Linked DNA regions of Homo sapiens: region 1 is linked to region 2. Evidence: read pairs that join two places in POLR2A ChIA-PET (ENCODE). Cell type or tissue: Panc1. All regions are shown on one strand. Links, peaks and the distances in the headings refer to the core of each region. The heading gives the core; the rest is flanking DNA.

Region 1 (10,443 bases), core at 1,105-9,104, 97 kb before region 2:
TTAGCAAAACATAATAATGTTTTTTGTGTGTATATATGTCCATTTTCTGAGGAAAGGTTTTTTATGGCTTTCATCATAGTCTCAAAGGCATCTAAAGATTCAAAAAAAGTTTATGAACTCTAGCTTTTATAGTAACAGGCAAAAATGGGAAGTTAATAAATACTTTTCAATGGTAATTGTCACCTTTTTATTTGACAGGAAGACATAAACTATCTTCCAATGGATTCTAGTATTATACACAGCCTTTATATGGGATGATTTAGGGAAAGAAGCATAATAAAGGTAAATATAAGTTGACTGTTAAATATTATAATCAATGTTTACTAATACATGCCATGAAAACTATTATGCTAAAATACAGTGCTAAGTGAACTATCAAATTTGATTTGTATTCAATATTTGAAACTTGTCTTCTTTACAATAAGAAAAAAAAATCTATACAGAGCCTTTCCTGTAGAACAAGTGTACTGAACTTTGTAAGATCCTTGAAAAGTTAAAAGAAAAAAAAAGCATGCATGGTTATTATCCCATTTTATAGGTAAGTAAATACAACTATAGGTACTACTGCTAACTAGCTCAGGATCCCAGAGCCAGATGTGTAATATTAGGTTTCTTGATTTCTGCCCCAACCCCCAAGTTAGGTTATCCTCTTCACAATTTCTCAAGTACAATAGCATATGTGGTACCAAAGGAAGCACCGTGGGCACAAAGTATTTTATTCAAATTACTGTGTTTAGCTGAAGTACTTCGTTAAAAGGAAGTGTGGAGATGCAAATATTATTTCTTATATGTGTGTGCACATGTATACAAATACAGATATTGACATATCTAACTACTTATACATATTATCTATGTGTACAGCACACCACAATTTATACAGTGCTTTCTTGTGTGTTTTCTTGTCTTATTCCCACAATAATACCTGGGAGGTATTATTATGAACCTTGTTTATTAAAGAGAACACTGAAAATATTGGATCTAGTGAGGAGCAGAGCCAGAAATAAATCTACATCTTTCTGTGCCAGGCTCAGTACATTTTCTCCCCACCATGTTAGTGAACAAACAGCAAATGCACGAATATTTAGTGACTTATCTACAGCTTTTCATTTAACTCAATCTTTCCTTTATGTTCTTAATGTAGTTCCCATCCTGAAATCTACAGATAGATACGGTGAGGGGAAATGTACCCTAATCCTCCGGAAAATGTATGCAACAGTTTGGGGCATTTATTTGGGGAGTCTGTCTATCAGTTACAGATTCTGAGAAGAGTACACAAAGAACATGTGAATCAAAAAACTGAAGAACCCCTGATCTGATTTGAAGCATGTTTAAAAGCGTCTGACTTTTATATAATTTGAAATATCAAGATTATTCAAATGTATTGTCCCATTCACGTAAATACAAATTGGTTAAATCCAGGGGGAAATATCAGAATGCCAATTTTTTAAAAGAAGGTTAACTAAAATAACTTAAAAGACTTATAACACATTTTTTGAGAAACAGCCTTTATAGTAGGTGTCCATCTCCAGATAGGATAAAATAGACCACAGCAGGCCAACAGTCCGGCTGAAAACAACCAGGAATAACAAGGGCTGGCAAATAAAAAGTCATGGAAACAATGAGGACATAAATGTAACAAAATACCAGAGAGGAGAACCACTCAGAGAAGTAATGGAAGCCAAAAGACAATTGGGTAATATCTGTAAAGGGATGAAAGAAAATTCCATATCTAACAAAAATATCTTTTAAAATGAAACTGAAATTAAAATGTTTAAGACTAATACTGAGAGAATTCAGTGCCAACAGACCAGCACCGAAAGAAATACTGAAGGAAGTTACTCAAGAAGAAATAAAATAATCTCAAACAGAAACATGGAAATGCAGGAAAGAATGAGGAATAGCGAGTAGGTAAATATGTGAATAAATATAATTAAATCAAATATACAAACAATTTTACAAAATTATAAAATTACATATTTTGTGTAATATATAAGAAAATGTTTTACAAAATATTATAATGTCACGGAGTTTAAAATATCTGTAGAACTACAATGTGTGACAACAATAATGTAAAAGGTAGATGAAATTAAAGTACCTAGCAATATTAGGAAATTGCTGAAAGTACTTTTTTTTTTTTTTTTTTTTTGAGACGGAGTCTCGCTCTGTCGCCCAGGCCGGACTGCGGACTGCAGTGGCGCAATCTCGGCTCACTGCAAGCTCTGCTTCCCGGGTTCACGCCATTCTCCTGCCTCAGCCTCCCGAGTAGCTGGGACTACAGGCGCCCGCCACCGCGCCCGGCTAAGTTTTTGTATTTTTAGTAGAGACGGGGTTTCACCTTGTTAGCCAGGATGGTCTCGATCTCCTGACCTCATGATCCACCCGCCTCGGCCTCCCAAAGTGCTGGGATTACAGGCGTGAGCCACTGCGCCCGGCCTGAAAGTACTTTTATCATATTTATAATATATTAAATATACATATTTTGACTTGAGAGTAGCCACCAAAAGAATGCATAACTAATAAGTTATAGAGAGGAAACTTAAATAATAAAAATAGTTGATTCATCAAAAAGAAAATAAGACAGGTGAAACAAAAAACATAAAAATAAAACATGCATGCCAAACAGAGAGCAAATAGCTATATGTAGATATACATCCAACTATATCAGCAATTATATTAAATGTAGATAGACTACTCCAAATAGTACACCAAGTCTGCCAGTATGGATTTTTTTTAATCTAAAAACAATAACGATACCTATACACTGCCAACAAGAGACATACTTTAAAAATAACACAGAAAGCTTAAAAGTAAAAAGACATCCATGCAAAACTAACCAAGAAAAAGCTAGCACAAACAAAATAATATCAGACAAAGCAGATTTTAAAGCAACACATATTACTAGGGAAAGAGAAATCTTTCATCATAAAAAGAGTCAGTTGAAGAAGATAATATCATAATATTACTTCTGTATGCCCCTAATAACACATCTTCAAAAGATATAAAGCAAAAGTTAACAAATCCAATAGAATAGACAAATCCACAATCACAGTGGGAAACTTTAACAGGCCTCTTTCAATAGCTAATAGAACAAGTAAGCAAAAAATTGACAAGGATATCAAAGATCTAAATTACACAATTAAAATAACTTACCCAAAGAAATAATTAACATAATTAAATGCATATATTAATATTTGTAAAAGATACCCATTATTCAAACCTCTGCATTAAACACAATAATTCAAAAAATATAAACACACAGGCCAGGTGCAGTGGCTCATGCCTGTAATCCCAGCATTTTGGAAGGTTGAGGCAGGTGGATCACGTGGTCGGGAGTTTGAGACTAGCCTGGCCAACATGGTGAAACCCCATCTCTACTAAAAATACAAAAAATTAGCTGGGCTTGGTGGCGCACACCTATAATCCCAGCTACTTGGGAGGCTGAGAAAAGAGAATCGCTTGAATCCAGGAGGCAGAGGTTGCAGTGAGCCAAGATCATGTCATTGCACTCCAGCCTGGGCAACAGAGTGAGTATACATATATATATATATATATATATATATATATATATATATATATATATATATATATATACACACACACACACACACACACACACACACACACACACACACACATATAAATTTAAAATCTAGACGACTTTCACCCTTGATGGAATGATTCACCAGTATCAAATTGAAATTGCCTTTGTTTCTATAACACAGCAGAACTAAGTAAAAGACAATTCATGACAGAGGTCAGCAAATGACTCCAGATTCCTCACAAGACCAGAAGCAGGCTTTATAAAGCCCCTTAGCTTGCTTCCTTTTCAAATCCCTAACTTACAAATTCCATGGAGACAGAGAACTCCTAGTAAGTGAAAACAAGTATCTGGCACTTTAAGCAGCAGATCATAGTGGGAAATGTACTGGCTTGGGTATAAGAAAAATTGTAATCACTCTTGCCTTATTCTGATAATCCTTTAGGAATAAAAGCCCTATACTGGCCCCCAAATCATCAACTACATAAACCAAGAAGGAAGCAAAATGCAGTTTAACAGTTAGACACAAGTTGGGATTTTAATCAATAATCCACTAGCATCACTGAGGGAGCAGCCTGCCCTACCCTATATTGATGAAAATTTAGTAACTCCATTAAGAGTGAGTATGGTCCAGCTCTGCTTTATACCTGTCAGACACACCTGGGCCATGGAATACTTTAATACAAATATAGACAAAGCTGACAACACGTTCAGAGGAAAAGGACAAGGATGCCAAAGGGATGCAAAAAGCATGCTGTCATATGAAGAACAATTGAAGGAACTGGGACTGTTTTGCTAAAGAAGAGACGACTCATGGGTAAATGGTCACCGCTGCAAATATCTGAGGGTCTATCATGCAGACATAGGATTAGACATGTTCTGCAGGCCCCAAGGGAAGAGCACAAAACAATACAGGGAAGGACAGGGGACAGAGTTCAGCTCCCCAGTGAGAGCCCTCTAAGCATCAGACATCCAAAGACGACAAGGATTGCTTCAGCTTAGGAGGAACAAGCACTACTAAGAGATGGTGTGTTTTGTTTGTTTTTCTGTTTTGCTTATTTGCTCTGAGAAAGAATGAGGCTAAAGAACTTAAAGAACTATCTAATATTCAGTGTCTAGAATCTATAATATCTGGTATATAATTCTAGATTGATTAATTGCTTCAATATTTTTTAAAATGGGGGACCTAACATAACTGGATTTGGATTTCGTGGGATTTCTGTTCATTTTTCGCTTCTCCTTCTTTTTTTTTTTTTTTTTTTGAGATAGGTTCTCACTATATCACCCAAGCTGGAGTACAGTGACATGATCATAGCTCACTGCAGCCTCAAATTCCTAGGCTCAAGGGATCCTCCCACCTCAGCCTCCTAAGTAGCTAGGACTGCAGGCACCACCACCACACCACACCTAGCTAAATTTTTTTTTTTTTTTTGGTAGAGACAAAGTCTCACTATGTTGCCCAGGCTGGTATTGTACTCCTGGGCCTCAAATGACCCCCCCACCTCAACCTCCCAAAGCGCTGGAATTACAGACATGAGCCATCACATCCAGCCCCAGGTTTATTTTTTATTTTTATTTATTTATTTATTTATTTATTTATTTATTTATTTTTATTATTATTATTATTAGAGACAGGACCTTGTTCAGTACCCCAGACTGGAGTGCAGTGGCATGATCTCAGCTCACCACAATCATGGCCTCCTGGGCACAAGTGATATTCCCACCTCAGTCTCCTGAGGAGCTGGAACTACAGGCACACACCACCATGCCCAGCTAATTTTTTGGTAGAGAGAAGGTTTCACCTGTTGCACAGGCTGGTCCTGAACTCCTGGGCTCAAGCGATCCGCCCGCCTCAGCTTCCTGAAGTGTTAGGATTATAGGTGTGAGCCACTGTGTCCAGCCCCAGGTTTGTTTTTTAATTTCTCTCTTATATTTTTGCTTTGGTTTATTTTTCTAACTCCTTGGATTTATGCTTAGTTTATTTTTATTCTCTGTATTAATGGTTTTCAAACTGAGATCAGGGGAACCCTAAGTTGTAATGGGAGGATGTTGGGAGTTCATAAACATTCCATTTAAATTTCATTTGGGAAATATGTTTCCAATTAGTATGAAATCTAAAAGGATTATCATCCACTTAAATTTATTATTTACCAAATTTTAAGACATTGGAGAGGACCTAAAGTGCCAGGTTGTCATTTTTCCATCGAATTGACAAATGCAATAAACTTAAAGAACACATTTATAATAATAAAGTTTTATCAAGATTACATATTAATGTTCCTCATAATACTTGTTTGGAAAAAAAAAAGGTTTCCTTTTATCCAATAAGAAAGAGTCTCTAAGGCCCCTCTAAGGACTATAGGATACCCTCTGCTGTCTTATGGGAAGACAACTAAGTTCTATTAGTGACCAAAGTCACTAATGGCCTAAGAAAATATTCCTCTAAGCCCTTTTTATGGTTCATGTCTCAAACAAGCTTTACATGTGCACCACTGTAAAGACTACAATTTGTCAACTTCAAATTCACCTTGAACCCACACAGACAGTAACCTCACATGGTTATTATTTAGCACTTGAGGTCTACAGATTTATGTCAAATCAACTGCCATCTGAAGGTTATTGTGGGCCAAGTAACAGCATTGAACATCTCAAACTAAAATGAAGACTATCAGGAATACAAACAACCCCAGGTCTCCATGGATTGATTATCTCTGGGCATAACCTGATCATAACTATCCATTCTTATTTCATGGTGGACCACCAAGTCCTTGTGTTCCACAGGCAGTCCCTCTCCTTTGTACAAAGGTATAAAAGCTGGAGACAGTTCCCCTTGTCCCTCTCATCTGGCCAGCATCCGTGCGAGAATATTCCTTCCACCTATCTATCCTCGGTGTACGTACACACACACATGCACATACATACACACACACACACACACACACACACACACACACACGAGGCCACTCTTAAATAAGAGTGCTAAAGACTCTGCCAAGCAATGCTCATTGTAAGATACTGGGAATCCTTAGTAAGAAAAGTAGAGATTCAGAAATGTACAATTTAGAGATCTGAAAGAAGCCTTAGAGCTCATCTGGATCAAACCCCTTACATTACAGCAAACTGAAGACCCATAACCTTGATCTAGGTTCCATCACACTGCTAACCTTGGACCAGAAATCCCTGGTGGTCACCTTCCATCGAATACCTTTCCCACTCCCCCAAGCTACTAGTGGGGAAGAGCAACAGTCTGACCCCCAGATGAATCCTATTCCTCCCCCAGGGACTGGGAAGAGCCTTTATGAAAAGAAGTCAGGATCAGAATCAATGAACTCCCCCTAAAGTTCCTCAGCACCCACCCCGACAGCATCCCCAGCCTCCATTGTCTTGTCTCTTCTCTTCTGGGCTCCCGTCACCTTTGTTAAACCATAGAGCGCTTTCAGGTCCTGTAGCTCTTCTCCTCAAATCGAAGCAAAAGCAGGAAAAAGGCCAGCCCAGTCATAGCATGGAAAACTTGAAGTCCTGATGGAAACTAGAGAAGCAGGGCACGTGGAAAGAGCAGGTAGCAGTCAGTCAGCCCCAGCTCCAAGAGCCTACAGAAGAGGGGAAAGAAAAGGACACAAGGGGCTGGGCATGGTGGCTCACGCCTGTAATCCCAACACTTTGAGAGTCCGAGGCAGGCGGATCACCTGAGGTCAGCAGTTCAAGACCAGCCTGGCCAATATGGTGAAACCCCTTCTCTACTAAAAAATACAAAAAATTAGCTGGACGTGGTGGCAGCGTGCACCTGTAATCCCTGCTACTTGGGAGGCTGAGGCAGAAGAATCGCGTGAACCCGGGAGGCAGAGGTTGCAGTGAGCTGAGATCACACCATTGCACTCCAGCCTGGGCAACAAGAGCAAAACTCCATCACAAAAAAGAAAAGAAAAGAAAAGAAAAGAAAAGAAAAGAAAAGAAAAGAAAAGAAAAGAAAAGAAAAGAAAAGAAAAGAAAAGAAAAGAAGGAAGAGGGCTCGGTGGGGAGAGAAACAAAAACAACGGCAGTGGGCTGGGGAGTGATGACGGGGGCAAGCAGAGAAAGAGCTGGAAAAACAAAGCAACATGGAGCTTAGTTGAAATAGGAAAAGCGTGAGAAAGATGGAAAATAAATAGATAAATAAAAATGAGCAGGAGAGAGAAAGATTCACCCCACCAGGAATGGCAATCTGGAAACACTTTTGTAAAAAGGAGGAGGGGAGAGGGAGGCAGAAAAGAATTTAAACTTTGGTGCTGACAAGGAACACTGCATCTAAATCAAGAGCTGAGGGCCAAAGAAGCACCTCGGATGTGTCTCATTGAAACACATCATAAAGTGGGGGTGGGGAGGTTTCACACTACTCACATCCTACTAATGGCACATCCCCATTCTGGGGAGCCCATCCTTCCATACAACCCTGCAGGGAGAAAGGAGAGCACACTTGGGGACTCCTTTCTCATTCCCAGCCACTTTAGGCAGAAGCAGCCATGGCTTTAAAACGAAGGAGCTCCTTTTTCTGACCTTGTCCTTTCTTGCCCCTCACTGTTTCTTTCTCCCTCTTCTACCTCCCTCCCTCCCTCCCCTCACCAACTTTCAATGGTCCCATAAAATTCGACGTTGTTTACAAACCTTACCATGGCAGGTACCTATTTGCAGATATTTTACTGTTATCAAACTCCTACCATATAGATGTTACTGAAGCAATCTCAGTTATAAAGGGACATCAGGCACTGTATTAACTCACATTAAATATGAAATTTCTCATTTCCTAACAGAAAGCCTTAATGCAAAAACAGTAGTATTTATCAGTTTATTAATTGTGGTTGCTTAGGAACACATAAGGATAAAAATGGCCATGATAGGACCCTTTGTGTTTTAATTAACAGTACTGTGCATTTGAATGTACCAAGTACCATTCTAAGTGAATTATCTCATTAATTCCTTACAATTGGCCTATAAGGTAGAAACCATCATCCTCATTTTATAGATGAGGAAAGAGAGACTTCGAGAGGTAAATGCCCTGATAATTATACAGTGATCTGGAGGGTCAGGAAGAAGCAGGAGTCAAACCCATGCTTCCTTCTTAACTCCCAGCAAGCCCTGCCACTGTGGTCAGTGCTGCGTCCCCCACAGCAAAGCCTCTGCCGAAAACAAGAGACAGCCCGGTGCATTGATTGGCTCCGTGACCATTTCCTCACACCTAACTCCACAGTGAAGTCTTAAGAAGTTACACATGAGTATCCATTGAGTACTTCGAAGAAATGACCATGTTCAAGGACTGTGAATATTATGACCTCTTTTAGATTATTTTCTCTTATTCCTTCATTCAATAAATACCTGATGTGTGTCAGGCACTGTGTTAGGCACAGATGGTATGAAGACGACAAGACCTATCCTTTCTTTCTTCACGGAGCTCACAGCCTAATAGGAAGAGAAGAGCTTAAACAAACACAAGTGAGCACAAGAGTCTCTGTATGGATGGGAGAGGGAGTAACAGGTCAGGAAAGGCCTCTCTGAAGATGGAAAGGATGCTGTGAATGGAAGGGAATTCCAAATAAAGGCGTGAAAACCAGTGAGAGAATGGCTCATTTGGAGAATGACAGTTTATTATCGCCAGGCTGTGATTCCTGAAGTAGAAAGTAGGATAGGAGGAGAAGCTGGACATGAAGGCAGAGGCCATCGCATGGAGGGCTTGGAAGACAAAGAGTTCCTGGAAGAGTTTTGAGCAGGGGAGTAACACAATCAGATTTGCATTTTACAAAGACCAGTCTAGGAGACACAGGCAGTTATGCCAGGAAGGCTGCTATCGAGATTGGCTTTCCTTGAGCTACAGTCTCTTTCTCAGTACCCTGCTGCTCTGGAATTTTTAAGAGTACCAAAAATAACCTAGAGATTAGAAAAACATGGGTCTGGCTCAATGACTGTACATGCAGACCAGAGATACTGGTCTGGATCTCTAGCCACCTCCTGAAGCTCTAGTGAAAAGTGTAAGGCCTCAAAGATTCAAGCAGACCTGGACTCCAATCCTGGCTGCCTCTGCTACTAAATTGTAAAACAGGAATAAAAACAGTGCCTGCCTATCTTAGGAAATTCTTAACATTGCTAAATGAAATAAAATATATCGGCACTTGCATAGCACTTCTGACACTTAATAAATAAATAAATTTTAATTTAATTTAATTAATTTTAATTTAATTAATAAAAATTAATAAATGTATTAATTTATTAATTACTTAATAAATTAATAAATTAGCCAGCTACTCAGAGATTACTAAAATCAATATCACTCTTGTTATTCAGTATTGTTCATTGAAGAAACATTTATTGAATATCTAATGAGTGCCAGGCAGTTTCCTCAACTTTCTCAAAACAGCACAGTGAGGTCGGCAGCGCAGCATCAGTACCCTCATTTTACAGAAGAGGATATTTTGTTTAGAAGGCTACATTATTTGACCAAAGTTACAATGACCCTCCTCAAGTTCTCCAAGCTGGAAACAGGATTCAGAGAAATAAAATAGAAGGTGTAGTAAGCACTCATTTGAAAGACTCCATTTTATAAATGAAAGTCCTCTCTACTTCAAAATAGTCTTCCCTCTCCACTGCAAAAACACAACTTAAAAAAAAGAAAAAGAAAAAACAGAAGTATTTTTATCCTGAAGACAGTTCACTCTAATTTGGCAAAGTGGTATCAGTTCTTGCATTCTTCTGGAACTGGATGCTACTTACCATCTGTTTAGAAGATCAACAGAGCACTCATTTTCCAGGATCTTAATCTACCTCAGTTGTGTATCTGATTTTTTTCTGGGATATAAAGTGGTACAAGCACTAGCTTATGAGGGCACAGAGAAATGTTACCTGTGCTATATGCTAACTCCTCACTTTGTCTATCCTTT
Region 2 (10,443 bases), core at 1,116-9,115:
GCAACATTCAATATTTCATGGAAAATATGGATTTCCCAGACACTGGACATATTGTTTTCTGAAACATGATTTGTGGAAACAGAGACCTGCCATTATATTCCAATGTGAATGTCAACCAAAAGCATCTCTGAATGTAAGTTAATGGCAAGTATACTAAATAGAATCAAAGTAAATCCATCCCCCCAAGAATAATATTAGAACTTTTTTATATACTTGCTTTTATTCTTAAAATATTACAACTTTTGATGGATAAGAGTCAAAACATTTGCCTAAGAATAACAAAAATAGCTGAGCAATTTTATAAAAGCTTCACTCAATTAATTCAATCATTCACTCAACTAAAATGTATCAATGTACTGATTAACAGGCAAAGATCTCAAGAAAAGATGATGCAATCTTTGCCTTTCAGATGTTTGATCCAGACTAAAACAGATCATTACATGCACATGTCCTGGGCAACATCAAGTAGTAGGATCAAATTGGGACAGGTAGGAGTAGAGAGTAATTAAGAGAAGATATGACAGAGACTACTGGTTGACCCTCAATATCAATTCTCCCCTTCATTTTATGGCAGGCTCCCTCAACTTTAGCAGGGTGCCTGGCTAACCAGCTAAAGCTGTTCTGTCCAATATGGTAGCCACTTGCCACATGTGGCTACTGAGCTCTTGAAATGTGGCTAGTCCTACATATTGAAATAACAATATTTTAGATATAGTAGGTTAAAAATACTGGATTACTTTCACCTACCACTTTTGACTTTTTAATATGACTACTTGAAAATTTTAAATTATGTGGCTTACATTGTATTAATATTGGACAGCGCTAAGCTAAAGACTACATCACTCAGCATTCCCTGAAGTTAGGTGTGAGTATGTGATGTTTTGGCTAATGAGACTAACACAGATTGAGTATTCCTTATCCAAAATGCTTGGGACAAGAAGTGGTTCAGATTTTGAATTTTTTCAGATTTTTGGAATATTTTCAAATACATAATGAGATATCTTGGGGATAGGACCTAAGTCTAAATATAAAATTTACATTTCACATATGTCTTATATGCATAGCCTAAAGGTAATTGTACACAATATTTTTAATAATTTTATACATAAAATTAAATTTTGACTGCATTTTGACTACAACTCATCACTTGAGGTCAGGTGTGGAATTTTCCTCTTGTGGCATTATGTTAGCCCTCAAAAAGTTTCAGATTGTAGAGCATTTCAGATTTTGGATATTTAGATTAGTCATGCTCAACCTGTATATACAATGTCTGAGTTGGGCTCTTCAAAGGAAGGGGTATGCCCACCACAATGTCCTTCTCTGTTCTTACTGGCAAGACGCAGACAAGTGGTGGTGAGCCAGCTGCCACCACACCAATAAGCATAATGTCCTAGTGATGGCGGGGCAAGAAAATAGAAGGAACATGGTCTCTAGATAGCCTCATAGATGAGCCACTCTACTCTCCAGATGAGTAGGTGTACTGCTTAGACTTTTACTTAAGAGACACATTCCTATCTTATTTAAGCCTCTGTTTAAATCTCTTTAAAGGAACCTAAATTATATTCTAGTTAACCCAGGAGAGTAGAAAAGAAAGATTCCTAAAGAGCAAATACTTTTAAGGAGATCTTAAAGAACAGATGTCAGCCAGGGGAAAGAGAGTGGTTATATTGATCCGAAGGGCCAGAAGCAAGATGAAGAGTGTTTGGGGCAGAGGAGACAACAGAGCAAAGGCAGAAAGCCAAGGACCCACATGATGTGTACAGTGAGCTCTCAGACAGGAGCATGAGCTTGGAGACAGGGAGCACAGAAAGATGGAGAGCGGGAACACCAAGGAACATGCTGCAAAAAAGCAGGTCAAATCCTAGAAAATCTTGATTGGTGGCTGGAGAACCTTGAACTTTTTTTGTGTAGGAATAGGGAGGTACTGAGGATCCTACTCAAGGAGGGAACAGCCAAATCTCTTTTCAGATGGATCATGCTGGCACCAGTGAAGACAGATTTTCAGGAGGCCAGATTGAAGTCAAGGAGAATAGCACCAATCCAGACACTATATAATCAGGGTCTGCGTTGCAGCAATACAGCATGAAGAGGATGTGTCAGAATTAAAGCCTGTGCAACAGGTAAAATCATCCCAGGGAATAAAGAAGAGGGAGATGTAAAAACAGACTTTTGGGTATCTGGCTTAGAAGAGAGTGCCAACATCCAGGGCAGGGAAGGCAGGAGGGGGAGCCATTTCTGGTGCAGCAGGGAAGTGGGGTGCAGTTTCAGACACTGGGCCTAAGATGTCAGCCTTTGTGCCAAATCATGTCATTAACAGATTCCCCTCACCCAGTGCTTAAGTATGGTACCAGAATCATATCAAAGATGTAGATTTCAAGTGGGCATTTATGTAGTTACCCACTGACCACAGATATGGACATCCAAACCAAGAGGAAGGGGAGGAGGGGGGAAAGGAAAGGAGGGGAAATTAATCAAAATCACAAGAATTTAAAGACACTGCTGAAACTCTCCAGGCTCTCAGAAAAAAAAAAGTGGGAAAATAGAAATGCACAAGACCTCTAGGGGAAATGGAGAATAAAAGAGTTAAAGCTATTACAAGAATTTAAAACTTTTGTTCAAAATGGTTCTTTCTTAACCTCTGCATTAATTTTGTTAGTAATAATAACACATCCCAACTAGCTTACAATACTTCATTTTCTCTAGTTCAGTATCATGTTTTCTGAGGAAGGGTCAGACATATCAAGATATAATCCCATTTAAGTTTTATTCAAAATTAAAATTAGTCAAGGGAGATGGAAATTCATAGTGAGTAATTTCTTATTACTCTAAACTATCAGAGTATGGTATTTTCTCAGAACTTACATACTCATTTTGGCTATTTTTTAGGAAACAATCTGAGAAGAAATTTCATCATTTCTGAATTTTGAAAAATGCCAGTGATTGGAAACCCTAACAACCTAATTATGTAAATACTTTTTAAAAATATGACCCTGAGAAGCCAGATACAGTACACGTCTGCAGTCCCAGCTACTAGAAAGACAGAGGTGGAAGGATTGCTTAAGCTCAGGAGTATGAGACCAGCCTAGGCAAATAGTAAGACCATATCTCTAAAAACAAACAAACAAACAAACAAACAACTTAATAATTTGATTTTTTTAAATGACCCTAACCAAGTTGCTTAAATTCTCTGAACTCCAATTTCCAGATATTTAAAACGATCAAATCTGACCTACCTTCCTACCTCCCAGAATTGTTGAGGATTGAATGAAATGTTAATAGGAGCCCTCTAAAAACTATAAAAAGATATACAAATTTTATTTTCTTACACAGAAGAAACTCCGCAAAACTACTAAAATCTCTTTCTTGTACAGAGAAGCAAACTAATGGATAGAAGGAAAGCAATAGCAATAATTAACCATGATTTCCATAGAAAATCTTCCTAAGCAAAAAATAAACTGTATCAGTGGAGTTTAATACAGATTCCCAGCTCCCACCTGCCAGAGATTCTAATTCAACTGGTCTCAGTGCCCAGGGATTTGTAATTCAAAGACCTCTCCAGGTGGTTCTAATGACTAGCAACAGAAGCTAGCCAGGTTTGTGCAGGGAGGAGACAGGCAAGAGAAAAATAAATGATAAGCAAAAGGAAAGTAAATGCAAAGGCAGAAAATCAGGCAGCAGTGTATGTTCAAGGAGCTCCTGGGAGATCTATTTGGCAGGAGGCAGGGCCAGAGAGGAATACAGGAGCCAGAGCCTGAAGGGTCATGAGGACTGAAGATTATCAGGGCTAGTGAGGGACTGAAAGTGGAAAACGGACATGCTCAGGTTTGCATTTTAGAAACTTCGTGCTGACAGCAGAGTGGAGTATGGATGGTGCTGGGGGAGCAGAGGTGGATGCAAACAGGTAGACGAGAGCATGGAAACACAGACTATAGCCAGGAAATCATCACAATAACCCAGAGAAATGGTAAAATCTGAAATATAGGTGAACATAGGTGAGGAAGAATTCCACAGAAATTAACTCAGGGTCTGCTAGTTTAAATGCTTGTCTATAAGACAGACTCTCACTAACTGTGCAGATAATACATCATGGGAGACACAAGAGCTACATACTGAGTGGTCCTAGCAGTGGCACACCTAGTGCATCTGATGCTGTCTATAAGACAGACTCTCACTAACTGTGCAGATAATACATCATGGGAGACACAAGAGCTACATACTGAGTGGTCCTAGCAGTGGCACACCTAGTGCATCTGATGCTGTCTATAAGACAGACTCTCACTAACTGTGCAGATAATACATCATGGGAGACACAAGAGCTACATACTGAGTGGTCCTAGCAGTGGCACACCTAGTGCATCTGATGCTCAAATAGGCAGGTCATTTAACATTCCCCACATCTAGATGACAAAGATATTTCCAGTGATAATCTCAAAATAAAATGCATGGTAATCGTGACCAGAAAAGGAATGCAGTGAATTTTTTTTTTTTTTTTTTGAGACAGGGCCTCACCCTTTTTCCCAGGCTGGAGTGCAGTGGCACAATCTCAGCTCACTGCAGCCTTGGCCTCCTGGGTGCAAGCGATCCTCACATCTCAGCCTCCTGAGTAGCTGGGACTACAGGTGCACACCACCACGCTGGGTTGATTTTTGCATTTTTTGTAAAGATGGAGTTTTGCCATGTTGCCCAAGCTGGTCTCGAACTCCTGTGTTCAAGCGATCCGCCTGCCTTGGCCTCTCAGAGTGCTAGGATTACAGGCGTGAGCCACCATGCCCAGCCCAAATTTTTACTTTATTGAACTGCATACTATATATAATTGTGCCAATAAAAAAATAAAGCAAATATAAATAAAACTATTAAATGTCTTCCAAAAATATAATGAAGGCAACCACTAAATTGCACTAGTTATGTAATGTTTTCTTTTCTTCATTCATTTTTCAGTTTTTAGAAATTGAATTTCAGTTTAAAAGATATTCAAATTCAATAAATTATTTGAAGTATAAAATGTTCACTTATGAAACTAAAATATTATAACTCACAGCTCTCATTCTGTTTCACTGCTTAACATTTTAAACACAAAAACTCCAAGTGGTCACACAGAATGACAGATTTAAAGTAACCTAAGCTTTGTTTTGGTCTTTAACATCACCGTGTTACCATTGCTTATTTCAAACCTACCATTTAAATGTACTGTTAAATAATACTATAGAAATCAAACACTTGTTCATGATGTGAATTTGAACTATGCCAAACCTTTGTGAATTTACTCTCAGAACAAATACTCATAGCATGTGTGGGACCCAACTATATAACTGGGAGCTGTCATGGACATAAATTTCATGTCGAATACAACATGTATTAAAGGATAAGTCATTAAAATGTACAAGTTTGAAGTTTACATAGATATTAAAATGTAACAGTGACTGCAGCAATTGTTTAGAACTTAAACCAACAGATTTTTTTTCAGGGAGCAGCCACATGAACAGATATTAGAGCATGATGATAGTAAAAACCAACTAACTAAAATCAGTCTTAAAGTGTTTTTAAATTCTTTGCAGATAATACACCCCTTACTGTCTGTACCCTGGGAGTGAGAGCAGAGGAGTGTGCCCACTGTCCTTGGGATACCACTGGAAAATGAAAAGAACCAAGAAGACGGAATCAAGGCCGATAAAGAACAAGCTCAGTGTGGTAGAACAGAACAAAAAAAAAAATCAGGGTAATCCTTGGGAGTGACCGAATGAGAAGTCACCCTCAGTTCAAAATGCAATGCATTTAAAATGCAAACAGACTCCTGGAATGCATTAAACACACTGGGAACAGAGCACAGGTATCGAGAGGTCAGAATTCTGAGTCAAGACTATTGTGTCTAGTCTGAAGCTTTTCCTCTAAAAAACAACTATGAACTTGGAGAAGTCATAATTGACCAACCAAATAGCCAATTAACTCTAGGGGGAAAGTTAAAAAAACAAAAACAAAACCCTGTTTTACACCTGGAAATATTTAGGATGACAAACTATGCAAATCAGATCCCCAAACACAGACAGATATCTAACATAGACGGTGACAAGTATAAACAATTAAGGCATTTAGTTTCACTATAAAGACAAATCTGCAAATGTAGAGGCAGGAAAAATTTCAGATCAGTTGAGTGGATTGAGTGGAACATAACCTCTTCTGGTCTTTTTCACAGGCGGACAAGCAGGATTCCCCCGCTCCAAGCCTTCTATAGAGGCTGCAAAGGAAAGTGATGAGAGCAAGGGCTTAGAGCCCCACAAACTAGGGATCAATAAACAGGCTACAAACCCCGCAGCAGGTTGCTTAACCTCTCAGCTCCTTAGTTCCCTTATCTGCAAAGCAGGAATAGTAACATTGTTGCAGGAATTCGAGGTAGTAGCATGAGGCTCCAAGCACAGTGCCTAACAAGGAAAAGCAATCGATAAATGGCCATCATCCTCTTCATTATTAATATCAAACTCCAAACTCCAAATGATACAAAGTGATCTTTCCATACCTGATGAAAATGTCACCAGATACTCCCTATAACGCAGCCCTCAAATGCTGCAGGGACTGCTTAGATGGTTGACTAAACCTCGTAAGCTCCATTTATACAACTGCGCAAATATGTTCAGAGGCTTTGCTAATTATGAGAGATCCCTGTCTTCTGTGGTAGGAATACCACTCATCCCCAGAAGACAAGATCCAGATGCGATAATTTTTAAAAATATATTAAAAAGCCATATCCTTCTCAATGAGGCAACAAAAACTCAAGACTCCAAGACAGTCAGTGTACTTAGGCCCTAAACATTTCTGATATGGAGAAGCAACTAATTTTTTTAAGAGTGTTATTGTTATAAATGAACATGACTCCAAATACAGATGAAATGAGCCAAAAAAAAAAAAAAAAGCCTTTCCCCTGCCATTATTTTTTCATTATGCCCACTAATCCAGGAGAAGACAGTCTTTTAGTCACCAGGTTTGAAGGATTAGAAGAGACTAATGCTTGGGGACCCTGAAACTGTCTTTCCTCATGGAAGAGGAAGGCAAGCATTTACAAACCATTTAAACCAATATATGACAGATGTACTTACACAAATCTCTTTGGTGGTAACTCATTTTTCCTGAAAGAGGGATTTGTGGTTAAACAATGCTGTTTCTCAAGTGGTCTTATCCTCTAGCTAAACAATGGAAGAATGTAAGAACAGTGTCTTTGTGACCATGAGTACAGAACCAGGGATTCCTACCAGAACATGGCCACTCATTAGTCCCTCCTTCTACACAACAGCCTCTTTGAGGCTTTCTTCCCCTAATTTGAATTGGCTCCACATTTTTCTTACATGTTACTAAACGCAGAAGTGCTAAATTGACAAAGAGACTTAGGAACTGGCACAGTACCAACTGATTACACTCCCTGCTTTTCCACACACATATTTACAGCAATAGTAAATCTATGTCCTAAATAACTCTCTGCAAATGGAGCTACAGTTTTTGGTTTTATATTTAAATATCATTTAAACTTTTGAAAGTGTTTCCAAAGTTAATTTCTATAACTTCATTTCATCAGCAAACTACCCAGTTTTATCTAAAGGGCTGGTATTATTCCCATTTCATAGATGAGGAAACTGGAAATGCAAAACACTCATCTAAATTAAGCTAGATTTAAACCCTCCTCAAGTTTAATTTTGAGACTCTAAGTAAGAACAGCTGTATTTTAGACAAAACTTGCTAATAAATCCTCAGCTGGCTGGCTTGTAGAGATAATAATTTCTTCTTTTTTGTTTAATTTTTAAAAAATTGTTAACATTAATAATACAGAAGAAAGTTTGGCTTAAACAGAGTATATGATCATTTGCCCTCCACTAGCTTAAACTTCCTTTGGCACTATAAATATCATATCTCTGCCAAACTGGTAGCTAAATGGCATTCTGATGTAAGAAGTATGAAAGATACTTAATAAGGCTGTTTAACTTTCTTAGGGGCTTTTCACATTGTACATGCAACTATTCATATATTGCTTATTGAATCACAGAAGGTGACAGATGAGGAAACTGAGGACTGGAATACCAGTAGCACTTATGGGATTATGTCCAGGTACCTGTCTGATCCCTTCAAGAGAAAAGCAGAGAAGAATCAAAGGAAGAGAGTTGAGACAAAGAGCAGGAGCCCAGATAAGAAATGTCCACCCCAGGCCTAGCTTACCATCCTCTACTCTATTCTAGTGGTCACAACATTATAGTACTAATGTCCCATACCTGTCATTTTCAAGAATGCTAGCTATTTCCCGTATGTGCATCTCATTTTAACCATATTCTGGTTTAGACATTCATCTGCGTTAAGAATATAAAAAGCAACACTTACTACAGTATTGACATTTATAAAGCCACTGATTGATTTGCCAATACACAGTATTCATTTTTATACAATTTGTTATTTCTAAATAAGAAAATGAAAAAGCACAAATGTGAAAAAGCATACCACTAATCTGAATAGCAGGAATGCCTCTAATTGCATAAATGTCAACCCCCAACACGTCTTCTTCAAATCTATTTATAGACTTCAGTTTTACATGGGATACACTATAGTTATATGACTTTAAATGTCTAGTGATATAAGGCTTACTATGCTATGTAGTCCTACATTACAAGCAAAGGAAGACTTCTGGTAGAAGAAACCACTTATTTTTCATTATTAGAAATTATCTATTGTATACTTGTACTCAAACTGCAATAATCCTATGTTCAATAAAGAGACTATGGCTAACAATTCACTGATAAAATCAATAAAATATAAAATTTATAGAAATGGTAAAATGTATATAAATTTATAGTTATGGTGTGCATATATATGTATACATACACACATTTTTTTACTAGCCAAAATATACTGACCCAAATATCCAAAAACAAACATATGAATGTTCTCAACAGCTGCACAAGTTACTGAGCTAATTACAAATGTCTCTCTGTACATATCTGTATAATTTTTTGATTTAGAAAAAGATGATTTCTAATTTGTTTTATTTCAAGATAGCTCATGCTCATTGTAAAAAAAAGGATGTATATATATTATATATATATATATATGTAATAGAAAATGAAAATCCTCCCTAATCTCTCAAGAGGTGACTGAATGAACAATACTTCATGTAAGTTTGGCCTTAAGACATGGTACATTTGAAAACCTACTTTGTAAAAATCCTACGTGCTAGGGCCATGAAGATCTTCCTACCAGAAAAAGGCATTAGGCTGGACATCAGCCTCCAAAACAGCTGCTCATTCTCTCTTCCCTGTAAGAAGCCTTAGATTTGCATACAAACACTAGCTACAAGCGCCAGCTACTCTAAAGAAGGGAAAAAAGGAAAAAGAACTGTGCAAATATATCAGTGGGGAAATCAACCACATATTTGGAATTCTATAGAAAAAAGTTAACAACAAGAAGAAAACAGGCACCTGGCAGGAAAAAATGTTAAGGAAATTATTGAGACGTGATACACTTCCTATCAAAACAACACATGAGGTGGTGATTCATTCGATTAGTATTTTCTAAATACTGTGCAATTTTAAATGTTCCATAAGTTCAGTGGTATTCAACTGTGGCAGAGAAGGATTTTATGTTTTTTAATTTTAGGTACTAATCAGTTCAAATCACCCTGTACCCCAAAATAAATAAAAACCAGTATGTACTCACTATATTCACAACAGTATTCTTTAACGTCACAAAGGCAAGATAATGCACTATAATTTACTTTCCCTAGTTTAGTTTTGGCTTAAGCTGTGGTCTTCAATGTAACTCAAAGTTGTAGGATACTTGGCCCTGGACTAGAGGCCTCTCCTCAAACAATTGAAACATTAGAATCAATTTGCTATTGACATATCAAGAACAACATCAAGACCTTTATCAAACATTTCCAGGATTCTATAAAATTGTTTCAATTCTCAAGTATCTACAGTTATAAAAATAGATTCACACATGTATAACTAAGTTTTTCCATACAAAGTTAAGATGTAAAGTCATGGCAAGCATATTGCCACAATAAAACAAACTGGAATATAAAGGAATCATCTTTTCTGTTTGATAATATTTGAGTTTCCCTCCCACCAAATAGCTACAGTAAATATTTATTTATAAGCCCAACTTTGAAAGGGTTTTAAAAAATTATTAGCAGCAAGTAATTATGTATGTTCAAAAAATAATAGTTTTAAAGCAAGTGCTACAGTTTGTGGTTGCATTCTAACGTCTGAAAGATAATCACTCCAATTACAGATTTTAATTAAAACATCAATTTCTTAAATTCACTTGTTTCTATAACATCACTGGAGCAGATGCATATTTACAATATACATTACATTTAGAACACCATAACAGGAAAGAAGAAAAAAAAAACTAAACAATACTTTGATCTCTATTATACCAGGTACGGCTCCCAGAAAATTGCCTTTGCTCAGG

The links. ChIA-PET counts read pairs that join two places held together with the same protein. Peaks named below come from ENCODE experiments on the same cell type or tissue, not always from the same donor. Only the 100,000 strongest peaks of a DNase experiment are listed, where the experiment ranks them.
Region 1: POLR2A ChIA-PET joins it to region 2 with 10 read pairs; 4 of 35 experiments call an interaction of 5 or more read pairs at or near these places.

What each region holds. Positions count from the first base shown.
Region 1 is chr5:73,734,534-73,744,976 of GRCh38, reverse strand. All of the region lies in intron 2 of ARHGEF28 (Rho guanine nucleotide exchange factor 28), which reads right to left. Among named protein-coding and RNA genes, the nearest start is that of ARHGEF28, 110 kb to the right of the region's middle. In Panc1, for the core only: no CTCF peak of the experiment used is centred there; no DNase peak of the experiment used is centred there; H3K27ac peaks cover 397 bases.
Region 2 is chr5:73,637,866-73,648,308 of GRCh38, reverse strand. The region is part of intron 1 of ARHGEF28 (Rho guanine nucleotide exchange factor 28); the gene reads right to left. LOC107986423 (a long non-coding RNA gene) reads left to right here and starts at 61. Exons shown (of 3, transcript XR_001742743.2): 1 at 61-133; 2 at 1,969-2,120; 3 at 5,556-5,811. In Panc1, for the core only: no CTCF peak of the experiment used is centred there; no DNase peak of the experiment used is centred there; H3K4me3 peaks cover 416 bases; H3K27ac peaks cover 5,187 bases.